Linked DNA regions of Homo sapiens: all the other regions are linked to region 2. Evidence: chromatin contacts called from ENCODE Hi-C data. All regions are on one chromosome and are shown on one strand. The core of a region is the stretch at or near the end of the contact, and the rest is flanking DNA. Distances in the headings are between cores, read along the strand shown.

Region 1 (3,337 bases), core at 495-2,994, 3.4 Mb after region 2:
CCTCCCGGCTGCCACCAGGGCTGGCGCGCAGGGGCTGGCTGTGATGGTGAGGGTGCCGCTGCCGCCGCCCCTTCACCACCGCCAGCTCAATGGCCTCCGCCTCAGGGCTGGGCAGCAGGGCAGGCTCCCCAGAGATGGTGTACACTCGAGGCTGAGGGCCCTCGCCTGCGGGCTTCCTAATGCTGGGCTCCTCTGAGAGGCTGCCCTCGTAGCAGCCGTTGGAGACGAGGGACAGGCGGCGCTTGTTCTGGGGGGCCGGCTGCATCTCGGGGGACCCGTCGTGGCCAGAGTAGGCATCAGCCAGCAGGTGATCTAGGAGAGACACTGAGTGAGCCTGCCTGCCGCGTGTGGGCCCCCCGCTGCCGGTTTCATAGCAGGCCGAAGGCAGAGAACACCCAGTGGGCACCTGGCCTCTGTGGGGGACTAGGGCTGCCCAAACCCTAGTCACTGGCGTGTTTCTGAGCCCCTCACTCCTATCTGGGCCTGAAGCTCTAGCATGTGCGTGGGGGCTGGGTGACGCTGTGCTACCTGTGTGCGGTCCTGCCGGGTAGGAACACGCAGGCCATCCCCCAGCCTGCGATCGCACCGTTTGCCTGGTGCCAACTTCCCCCTCCCCCCACCAGCTGGCCCCCAGAGGCAGTGGTGCCAGCCCTGGGGGAGCCAGGAGGCCTGTTGCCATGCCAACGGCCCAGGCGGGGTGGGTGCCATGGTGACGAGCGGCTGGGAACTGCTCCTGGGGCTCGGGCAGGGAGGGCAGGGGATGTAAGGAAGCCAGGCCGGCAGGGCGCCGGGCCCACGCGCAACCAATGCCCCTCACGCTCCACCCCCGGAGGCAGGGATCAGCATCCCTTGGGCTGGGGGGTCTGGGCGGCCCTGGCACGGCCTCGCGTGCCCCTACCTGCGCCGTTGCGGTTCTCAGGGTGACTCTGGGACAGGTACTCTCCAAACGCTCGGGCTGCTCTGAGGGTGGACAGAGGGCACGGTCAGAGGCCACGGCACGACCCTCCCAAACACCGGGCCGCGCAAGAGCCGGGGGTCCGGTCCCCAGCCAGGCCCTCGGCGTCTGGAAGGAGGGTCGGGGTCGTCCCCCTCCGGGAGCCCACACACCCTTGGTCCTGGTGCGCCCTGGCCAGGCCTGCAGGCCCGGCCCCTGCCCGTCGGACCGTGGAGAGGGGTCGCGAGGCCGGTCGGCTGCTGTTCCCCGGGGGAACCGAGGCCACTCCCGACCTGGGGGGTGCGCTCGCCCACCACGCGCTCGCGAGGGGAGGGGAGGGAAGAGCAGGGCAGGGGACCAGGAAGAGGGAGGCGCGGGGCGCGGGGAGGGCGCCTCAGTGGCAGAGGCCGGGGCCCGGGAGCCCGGGGAGCACCGCGGGGCAGGGGCGGACTCGGGCGGGGTCGGAGGTCCAGGGCGGGGTGCGGGAAGGCGGCCCCGCCGCACTCACCGCACTTTGGCCGCCACCGAGGACATGGCCTCGCTCCTCAGCGCCCTCCTCCTGGAGGCGGCGGCGCCCATGGTCGAGGCGGCGGCGCATCCCCCGGGCCTCAGAGCGCGCCCCGCGCCCGCCGCCTCCGCCGGGGTAGCCGCGCCGCACCGGGGGTCGCGCTCGGGCTCGGGCTCGGGGTCTCGCTCGGGCTCCGGCTCGGGCTTGGGCTCGGGGTCGGGCTCGGGGTCGGGCCCGGTCCCCGCATGGCCGCACCCGGCGCTCCGCGCGTGCCGCCGCTCCCGGGAGAGCGCTGCCCGAACCGAGGGCCGGCCCCGCCCATCGTGACGTCAGGGCCCGGGCGGGCCCAGAGGGGCGGTCGGCCCCACCTACCGTGACGTCAGGGCCCCGGAGAGCTCGGAGAGGACATGTGGCCCCGCCCACCGTGACGTCCGGGCCCGGGTTGAGTTGGGGGCGGGGCCGGGCGGCCTGGCTCCGCGCCCTCTCGTCCAGGCCTCCAGAGCGGGGAAACTGAGGCCAGCGGCCCCCTGGTCGCAAAGTCCTGGGCCCTCGGCCCTCACGATCTGCTGCTCAGACCTGCAGGATCACAGGGAGGCCGGTTCTCCCTCCCCTTACACAAAAGGGCTCCCTGTGCAGTTTGGGAACTGGAAACCGAAGGGGAAGCCAGTTTAGGGGGCACCCAGTTTGCACGAGGCCAGAGAGAGACAGAGGGGCCCGTCCTGGTCCTGGGGGGCCACAGCTCTATGCAGACTCTGGACGCCCTACCTGCCTGGCCTGCATTTGCCGCCCTAGGGCTCTCAGGCCCCAGCAGTGGGGTCCTTTGAGGAGGACTGGGGACTGCCCAGCCTCAGGGACCACCCGCATCAGGGAGAACCAGTAGTGTTTCTTTGCCACAGGGACCTCGGCCCGGGAGACACGTCCAACAGTGAGATCCACCTTTATTGAAACATCACACGGCAGCATCAGGGCTCCCACACCTCACAGGGCAGCAGGCAGTTCACAGGACAGCAGGCAGTTCACAGGGCTTTGGGGGCCTCACAGGGCAGCAGGTGGTTCACAGGGCTTCGGGGGGCCTCACAGGGCTTCGGGGGGCCTCACAGGGCTGCAGGGGGTTCACAGAGCTTCAGGGGCCTCACAGAGCTTCAGGGGCCTCACAGGACTGCAGGGGGGCTCACAGGGCCCTGTATGCAGGGCTGCTGGTACAAAGAAGAGGCCCAGAGAACCCTAACACAGCCTGGGGCCCCGGGGAAGTCAGGGCTTCCAGCAGGGCAGGTACAGAGGCCCCTAGGACTTGGCAGGAGCCTCAGCCTTGGGGACAGTCCCACGGAAGACGCTGCATCCGGGCTCTTTAGCAGAGGCCTCTACCCGTCCTGGTCAGAGGAGCCCTCAGACAGTTTTGGGAAAGCCAGACTGGGGTGTCGATGCCGCAGTGAGGACTCGTCCTCCTGCAAGCAGACCGCATGTTCCAGGTGAGGACCAGGCAGGGCAGGGGCTCTGCAGCGCTGGTAACCCGGTGGGACCACAGGGAGGGAGTGGCCGGCACAGGGCCAGGCACCAAGGCTCAGCTGTGGGCACCAGGTGGGACCATGCCCAGCTCCTCACCAAGTCTGAGCCCTGCTGGGCTGAGGTGCTCTGGAAGTCTGCGTATGCATCCCTGGGGACGTCCAGCAGCTCCTCCTCGTACTCCGTCTGGTAGTCAGATTCGTCTGGCACCGAGGGTAGGGCTGCGTCAGTCCCCTCCCAAGGAAGGGACCGTACCCAGCATAGCCACACTCAGAGGCAGAACCGGCCACAGATGCCCACCCCCGCCTCCAAGGTGGCCCGGGGCCCTACACGCAGCCACCTGGTCCCAGGGCAGCCCTGCACACCACCCCTGGTTCTGTCTGGCTCCAGCT
Region 2 (3,100 bases), core at 106-2,605:
GCCGGCGCCTGTAGTCCCAGCTACTCAGGAGGCTGAGGCAGGAGAATCGCTTGAACCTGGGGGGCGGAGGTTGCAGTGAGCTGAGATCGTGCCACCACACTCCACCCTGGGTGACAGAGTGAGATTCCCTTTCAAAAAAAAAAAAAAAAAGAATGTGCGTTCCACAGCTGTGGGCTTAGTGCTCACACTAAGCATCTTCCTTGGATGTCTGTTATGCTTATTTTCTTTTTTTTTAGAGATGGGGTTTTGCTGTTTCGTCCCAGCTGAAGTGCAGTGGCATGATTATGGCTCACTGCAGCCTCGAACTCCTGGCTCAAGGGATCCTCCTGCCTCAGCCTCCCAAGTAGGTGGGACTCAGAGGTGAGCCACCACACCAGGTTCCATTATGCTAGTTTTCTTAATTGGCATTGGAGAAAACCATAAAATTAGGGGAAAAGGGTAGATACTAAAAGAGTGCTATTGGAGTATGATTGGAGGTGGAGTGAGAAAAGGAAATAGACCTTGCTTTCATGGGGCTGTTGAGGAGTCCAAATGAGCAGTATAGAGGCCTGGCTTGGTTGGATGAGATGGAGAAATTCAAGACCTATTTTTGAGATAGTAAGCCCGGACATTTAATTAATTAAAAATAATTGTATCAATTACTGAGAGTAAGAATACTAATAAAAGCAGTAACAGCAGTGGCAAAAGTAACCACACAAGCAGAAATACGAAAACCAAGATGATAAGACCATACAGTCCGGCAGTGTCTTACTAACAGGGTTGTGGGCGTCCCACTCCTTCTCTTCATCCTCCTCCAGCTCCTCCTCCACGTCTTCCTCCAGCTCCTGCTCCTCTTTCTTTTCCAGTACCTCCTCAGCCCCTTCTCCTCTGCCAGCCCCTCCTCCCACCTCCGCTCCCAGCCCCTCCTCCTTTCCCAGCCCCTCACCATCCAGCCCCTCCTCCTCCATCTCCTCCTCCTCTCTCAGCTCCTCCTCCTCCCCCAGCTCCTCCTCCTGCTCCTCCTTCTCCTCCACTCCTCCTTCTGCTCCTCCTTCTCGTTCAGCTCCTCCTCTCCCAGCCCCTCCTCCTCCTCCAGCCCCTCCTCCTCATCCAGCCCTTTCTCCTCTCCCAGCCCCTCCTCTCCCAGCTCCTCCTCCTCCTCCCTCCTCCTCCTCCAGCCCCTCCTCCTCCAGCCCCTCCTCCTCCAGCCCCTCCTCCTCCTCTTCCAGTTCCTATTCGGGGCGGGCCCAGCCCCTCCTCGCGGAGCGATCGATGGCTTGGGCTCGTCGCACACGCCTGCCCAGCCTCTGCGCTCGGCTCGCCAGGCCTGCGGCGCTGCCATGGAGACACGGCCCAGCGGCCGCCGGCCCCGCCCTGGGAGCCCCGCAGTGCGTCGCGCCGCTGCCCGCATCTCCGAGGCCCGCGACGAGCGGTGACTGGGGCGGGCGACGTGGGGGACCCGGGGATGCGGGCAGACGATAGGGGGCTGGAGGATGGGGCGACCCAGAGCGCGCGGGGTCTGGGGCGCGGGGATGGGGGCCGCGGGCCACGCGACGGGGACCCCAGGGTGCGCGCAGGTGGCGGGGACGCGCGATGGGGGCCCGGGAAGCTGAGGCTGACCTAGCGCAGGCATCCCAGGAGGGGAGGTCCCTGACGCTGCGCAGCTGGGAAGGCGTTCGGGAGTGGGTTGCGATGCTTCCCTGTTTGTTTTCTCCTGACATCGTTTTTGTTTGGGTCCAGGGGCCTCACGGGAGCTGGATGCTCGGAGCAGCAAGGCGGCCCTGGGGGCCCCTTCCGGTCCCGGGGCTGACGCCTGGCGGCGTCTCCGGGAACCCGCGCCCTTTCAAGCGCCGCTGGCTCCTGTTTCACAGATGGAGACCCTGAAGCCCCAACAAGCAGCCTCCCCAGCACCTCCCAGTGACTGAAAAAGCTGGCACTGGGCGCCCGTCTCACTCTCCACCCAGCTCCCAGGCTGCCCCACGGGACGTAAGTAGCTCGATCTAGGCCGCTGACCCCCAGAGACTTGATGCTGCGCTGCAGACTGCCGCCGCTGCCGGGGCGCTTGACTTCCCCTCTCCTGACAGCACGTTCGTTCCTTTGCAGCAGCACCTTTGGGGAGAGACGAGACCTGAACAAACGCTGGGGCTGGATCCCCAGGGTGGGTCAGAACAGCCGTTGCCCTGAAAGCTGGCCCGGACAGATGCGTGCGGGGCGTGCCACCGGAGCTCCTTCCAGCTTGCGTCTGGGGCCACCATGTCCCTTCCTCAGGGCACTGGATCCATCTCTTCAAGCTCAGTGGTCCAGGCCATGGTGGCAGAATCACCCCCCAGGGTGTGACGCCTCGTCCCTGTCAATTCCACACAGCTGCACCCGGAAGAGCTGTGGCCGGGCGCCGCTCTGACCTGTGTGCGGTCCCCTGAATGGGTCTCAGGTGTCTTCAGAATGGTGAGGCCGCCTCATTTCCTCACCACACAACCCTCCTGAGGACGTTGCCTGCAAATGGGCGGAATTCCTAATTTCTACCATTCAGTTAAACGAGGGATCCTTAAGCCCCAAAGCTGGGAAAGCTGTCCGTTAATTTAGTGCGCGTGGGCCGTCTCAGAACAGCAGGGTTCCCAGGAGTCCAGCGGGACGGGGGAGGGGATGAGTGGCCGTGTCCCCCTGGCAGAGAAGGCCTTGTCTGAAGGCTACGCCCGCCTCCGGTACAGGGACACCTCCTTGCTCATCTGGCAGCAGCAACAGCAGAAGTTGGAGTCGGTGCCACCTGGGACGTACCTGAGCAGGAGCCGAAGCATGTGGTACTCACAGTATGGAAATGAGGCCATCTTGGTCCGAGACAAAAACAAGCTCGAGGTCTCTAGGGACACAGGGCAGTCCAAGTTTTGCACAATTATGTAATTCCGATGTGAGCACCTGAACCCAGGACCACACTTTGAGGAAAACAGACCTGAGTTTCATTCAGTTGTCTTGTTGATTTCCAATCCTTGCTGGAAGATTTTGAATAATGAACGTGAAGATCAAACTGTGGTGTAAGAACCCAAGAAGCGCAGAATTGGCCCCCGAACCCCTCAGCACAGCCGCGGTGTGACTGGTGCACAGGACACTTCCCCTCTAGAGTCCC
Region 3 (3,118 bases), core at 153-2,652, 3.1 Mb after region 2:
ATAAAAAGGCACTAATCGTCCCCCATTACGCCCCCTGCACTCGGCTTTAAGCTCACAGGTCACTTGTCCACTCCACTCATCCAACTGCAAGCCCCAGGGAGGGTTGGCCTGGGCTCCAGGAAAAAAGATTTTTAAAGACGTGACCAGGCAAAGTCCCAAGGGTATGCACAGGTCCCAAAGAAGGAATGCCCCGCCCAGGGAAAGACCCGCCCAGAAAAAAAGACCCGCCAAGGGAAAGCTCCGCCCAGAAAAAGACCTGCCCAGGGAAAGCCCCGCCCAGAAAAAAGGTCCTCCCAGGGAAAGCCCCACCCAGGGAAAGCTCCACCCAGATAAAAGCCCGCCCAGGGAAAGCCCCGCCCAGAAAAAAAGATCCGCCAAGAGAAGTCTCCGCCCAGATAAAAGCCCCGCCCAGAAAAAGACCCGCCAAAGGAAAGCCCAGCCCAGAAAAAAGACCTGCCCAGGGAAAGCCCCACCCAGGGAAAGCTCCGCCCAGATAAAAGCCCGCCCAGGGAAAGCCCCGCCCAGAAAAAAGACCAGCCCAAGGAAAGCTCCGCCCAGGGAAAGCCCCGCCCAGAAAAAAAGACCTGCCCAGGGAAAGCTCTGCCCAGATAAAAGCCCGCCCAGGGAAAGCCCCGCCCAGAAAAAAGACCAGCCCAAGGAAAGCCCTGCCCAGAAAAAAGACCGCCCAGGGAAAGCCCCGCCCAGAAAAGACCCGCCCAGGAAAAGCTCTGGCCAGATAAAAGCTCAGCCCAGGGAAAGCCCCGCCCATAAAAAAGCCCCGCCCAGATAAAAGCCCTGCCCAGCGAAAGCCTCGCCCAGGGAAAGCCCCACCCAGAAAAAGACCCGCCCAGGGAAAGCCCAGCCCAGAGAAAAGACCCGCCCAGGGAAAACTCTGCCCAGATAAAAGACCCGCCCAGGGAAAGCCCCGCCCAGAAAAAGTCCCGCCCAGGGAAAGCCCCGCCCAGAAAAAAAACCCGCCCAGGGAAAGCCCCGCCCAGAAAAAAGTCGCGCCCGGGGAAAGCCCTGCCCAGAAAAAGTCCCGCCCAGGGAAAGCCCCGCCCAGGGAAAGACCCGCCCAGAAAAAAGTCCCGCCCAGAAAAAAGTCGCGCCTGGTGAAAGCCCTGCCCAGAAAAAAGACCAGCCCAGGGAAAGCCCCTCCCAGAAAAAAAGACCCGCCCAGGAAAAAGCTCTGGCCAGATAAAAGCTCCGCCCAGGGAAAGCTCCGCCCAGGGAAAGCCCCGCCCAGAAAAAAAGCCCCACCCAGGGAAAGCCCAGCCCAGAAAAAGACCCGCCCAGGGAAAACTCCACCCAGAAAAAAGACCAGCCCAGAGAAAGCCCAACCCAGAAGAAAGCCCCACCCAGGGAAAGCCCCGCCCAGGGAAAGCTTCACCCAGAGAAATTCCCACTTAGAGAAATTCCCACTCAGAGAAAGCCCCACCCAGAAACGTGCCACCCAGGGAAAGCCCCACCCAGTGAAAGCCCCTACCAGAAAAAGCCCCGCCCAGAAAAAGCCCCTCTTAGAGAAAGCCCCGCCAGACTCTCAGAAGTTAATTTCCTTTTTCGTTGTTTTGAGAGGGAGTCTTGCTTTGTCACCCAGGCTGGAGTGCAGTAGTACAATCTCAGCTCACTGCAACCTCTGCCTCCTGGGTTCAAGCGATTCTCCTGCCTCAGCCTCCCGAGTAGCTGGGACTACAGGCACAAGCCACCACACCCGGCTAATTTTTGTATTTTTAGTAGAGACGGGGTTTCACCATGTTGGCCAGACTGGTCTCGAACTTGTGGCCTCTTTTTTTTTTTTTTTTTTTTTCTTTGAGATGGAGTCTCACTCTGTCACCCAGGCTGGAGTGCAGTGGCTCGATCTCGGCTCATTGCAAGCTCCACCTCCCGGGCTCACGCCATTCTCCTGCCTCAGCCTCCCAAGTAGCTGGGACTACAGGCCCCTGCCACCACGCCCTGCTACTTTTTTGTATTTTTAGTAGAGACGGGGTTTCACCATGTCAGCCAGGATGGCCTCAATCTTCTGGCCTCATGATCTGCCCGCCTCGGCCTCCCAAAGTGCTGGGATTACAGGAGTGAGCCACCGTGCCCAGCCACTTGTGGCCTCTTCTGTTATTTTCTGAATTGTTTACACTTCCCTTACTCATCACAGAGCTTGAGAGAAATTCTGTAGCTGTGATGGGATAAAAGGATGGATGGGCAGGTGAACAAATGGACAGACAGCTGGCTGGGAAGTGGAATTTCTTCATCCAAGATGGGTCAACTCAAGGAATCGATTGCCCTAAAACATACCTGTTCCACTGTTGGCCACTTTTGCAATAGACAAGTTCACATCAAGCTAGACCTGCCTGATCCCTACATTCTAACTGGAGTGACCAACAGGACACGGGAGAGAAAACCACATACAAAACCAATCCACAGAACCCCGCCATGCCCAGGTCCCCACAGAGAGGGGAGGGGGCGTTTTCTCCACTTTTTTTTCTCGGCCTGTGAGCCCCTGAGCCGTGCACTGCGGTCCCACAGGTTGACCCCGCGTTGCCAGCCTCAGGGCCAAGGTCACGTTTCCAGACATGGCCCTAAGAAAAAGGCCAGCCCAGGGGAAGGGACATGGTCAGGGCACACAGGAACCACGTGCATACCACACATCCATGCCCATGAGCACACACCACACACCACATGTGTATGCACATACCATACACACGTGCACAAATGCATGTATACACACTATAGTCACACCATGCATACATCTCTACCCACACATGCAGAATCATGTACAGGTCATACACAACACACACGCATGTATGCACATGCCATATACACACCACATGTACCATGCATACACCATACACACATGTGCGCAAATGCATGTACACACACCATCACACCACTCATACATCTCTACTCACACATGCAGAATCATGTACAGGTCATACACAACACATACACGTGCACACATGCCATATACACACCACGTGTACACACATGCACCATGCATACACCACACACACACGTGCACAAATGTATGTACACACACCATAGTCACACCACTCATAGATCTCTACCCACACATGCACCATCATGTACAGGTCACACACAACACATACACATGTGCACACATGCC

Evidence for each region. A loop is a pair of places that touch in the nucleus more often than their neighbours do. Pooled maps may share reads with other maps.
Region 1: a pooled map shows a loop between it and region 2 (18-fold over the local background). The contact joins the promoter of NSMF here to the promoter of BRD3OS in region 2. A Hi-C loop is called at or near these places in 2 of 37 single-sample maps with no recorded cell type and 8 of 50 pooled maps.
Region 3: a loop to region 2 is called in a map with no recorded cell type, with 31 times the contacts of the local background. The contact joins the enhancer-like site here to the promoter of BRD3OS in region 2. A Hi-C loop is called at or near these places in 4 of 37 single-sample maps with no recorded cell type and 4 of 50 pooled maps.

Annotation. Positions count from the first base shown.
Region 1 is chr9:137,457,590-137,460,926 of GRCh38, forward strand. NSMF (NMDA receptor synaptonuclear signaling and neuronal migration factor) reads right to left here and starts at 1,745. Exons shown (of 16, transcript NM_001130969.3): 1 at 1,443-1,745; 2 at 899-960; 3 at 1-312. The coding sequence starts at 1,513. It overlaps PNPLA7 (patatin like domain 7, lysophospholipase), which reads right to left. Exons shown (of 35, transcript NM_001098537.3): 34 at 3,045-3,148; 35 at 2,363-2,887. The coding sequence ends at 2,804. RefSeq lists an enhancer at 1-626 and silencers at 1,266-1,535, 1,626-1,975.
Region 2 is chr9:134,024,126-134,027,225 of GRCh38, forward strand. BRD3OS (BRD3 opposite strand) reads left to right here and starts at 1,356. Exons shown (of 3, transcript NM_001355256.2): 1 at 1,356-1,411; 2 at 1,720-1,965; 3 at 2,083-3,100. The coding sequence starts at 2,623. The coding sequence ends at 2,877. RefSeq lists silencers at 790-919, 1,230-1,649.
Region 3 is chr9:137,150,114-137,153,231 of GRCh38, forward strand. The region is part of intron 4 of GRIN1 (glutamate ionotropic receptor NMDA type subunit 1); the gene reads left to right. Among named protein-coding and RNA genes, the nearest start is that of GRIN1, 13 kb to the left of the region's middle. RefSeq lists an enhancer at 1,318-1,637. Within about 2 kb of position 1,403, at least 4 of the 41 ENCODE cell types and tissues checked have a DNase peak (open chromatin) inside an H3K27ac peak, as active enhancers do.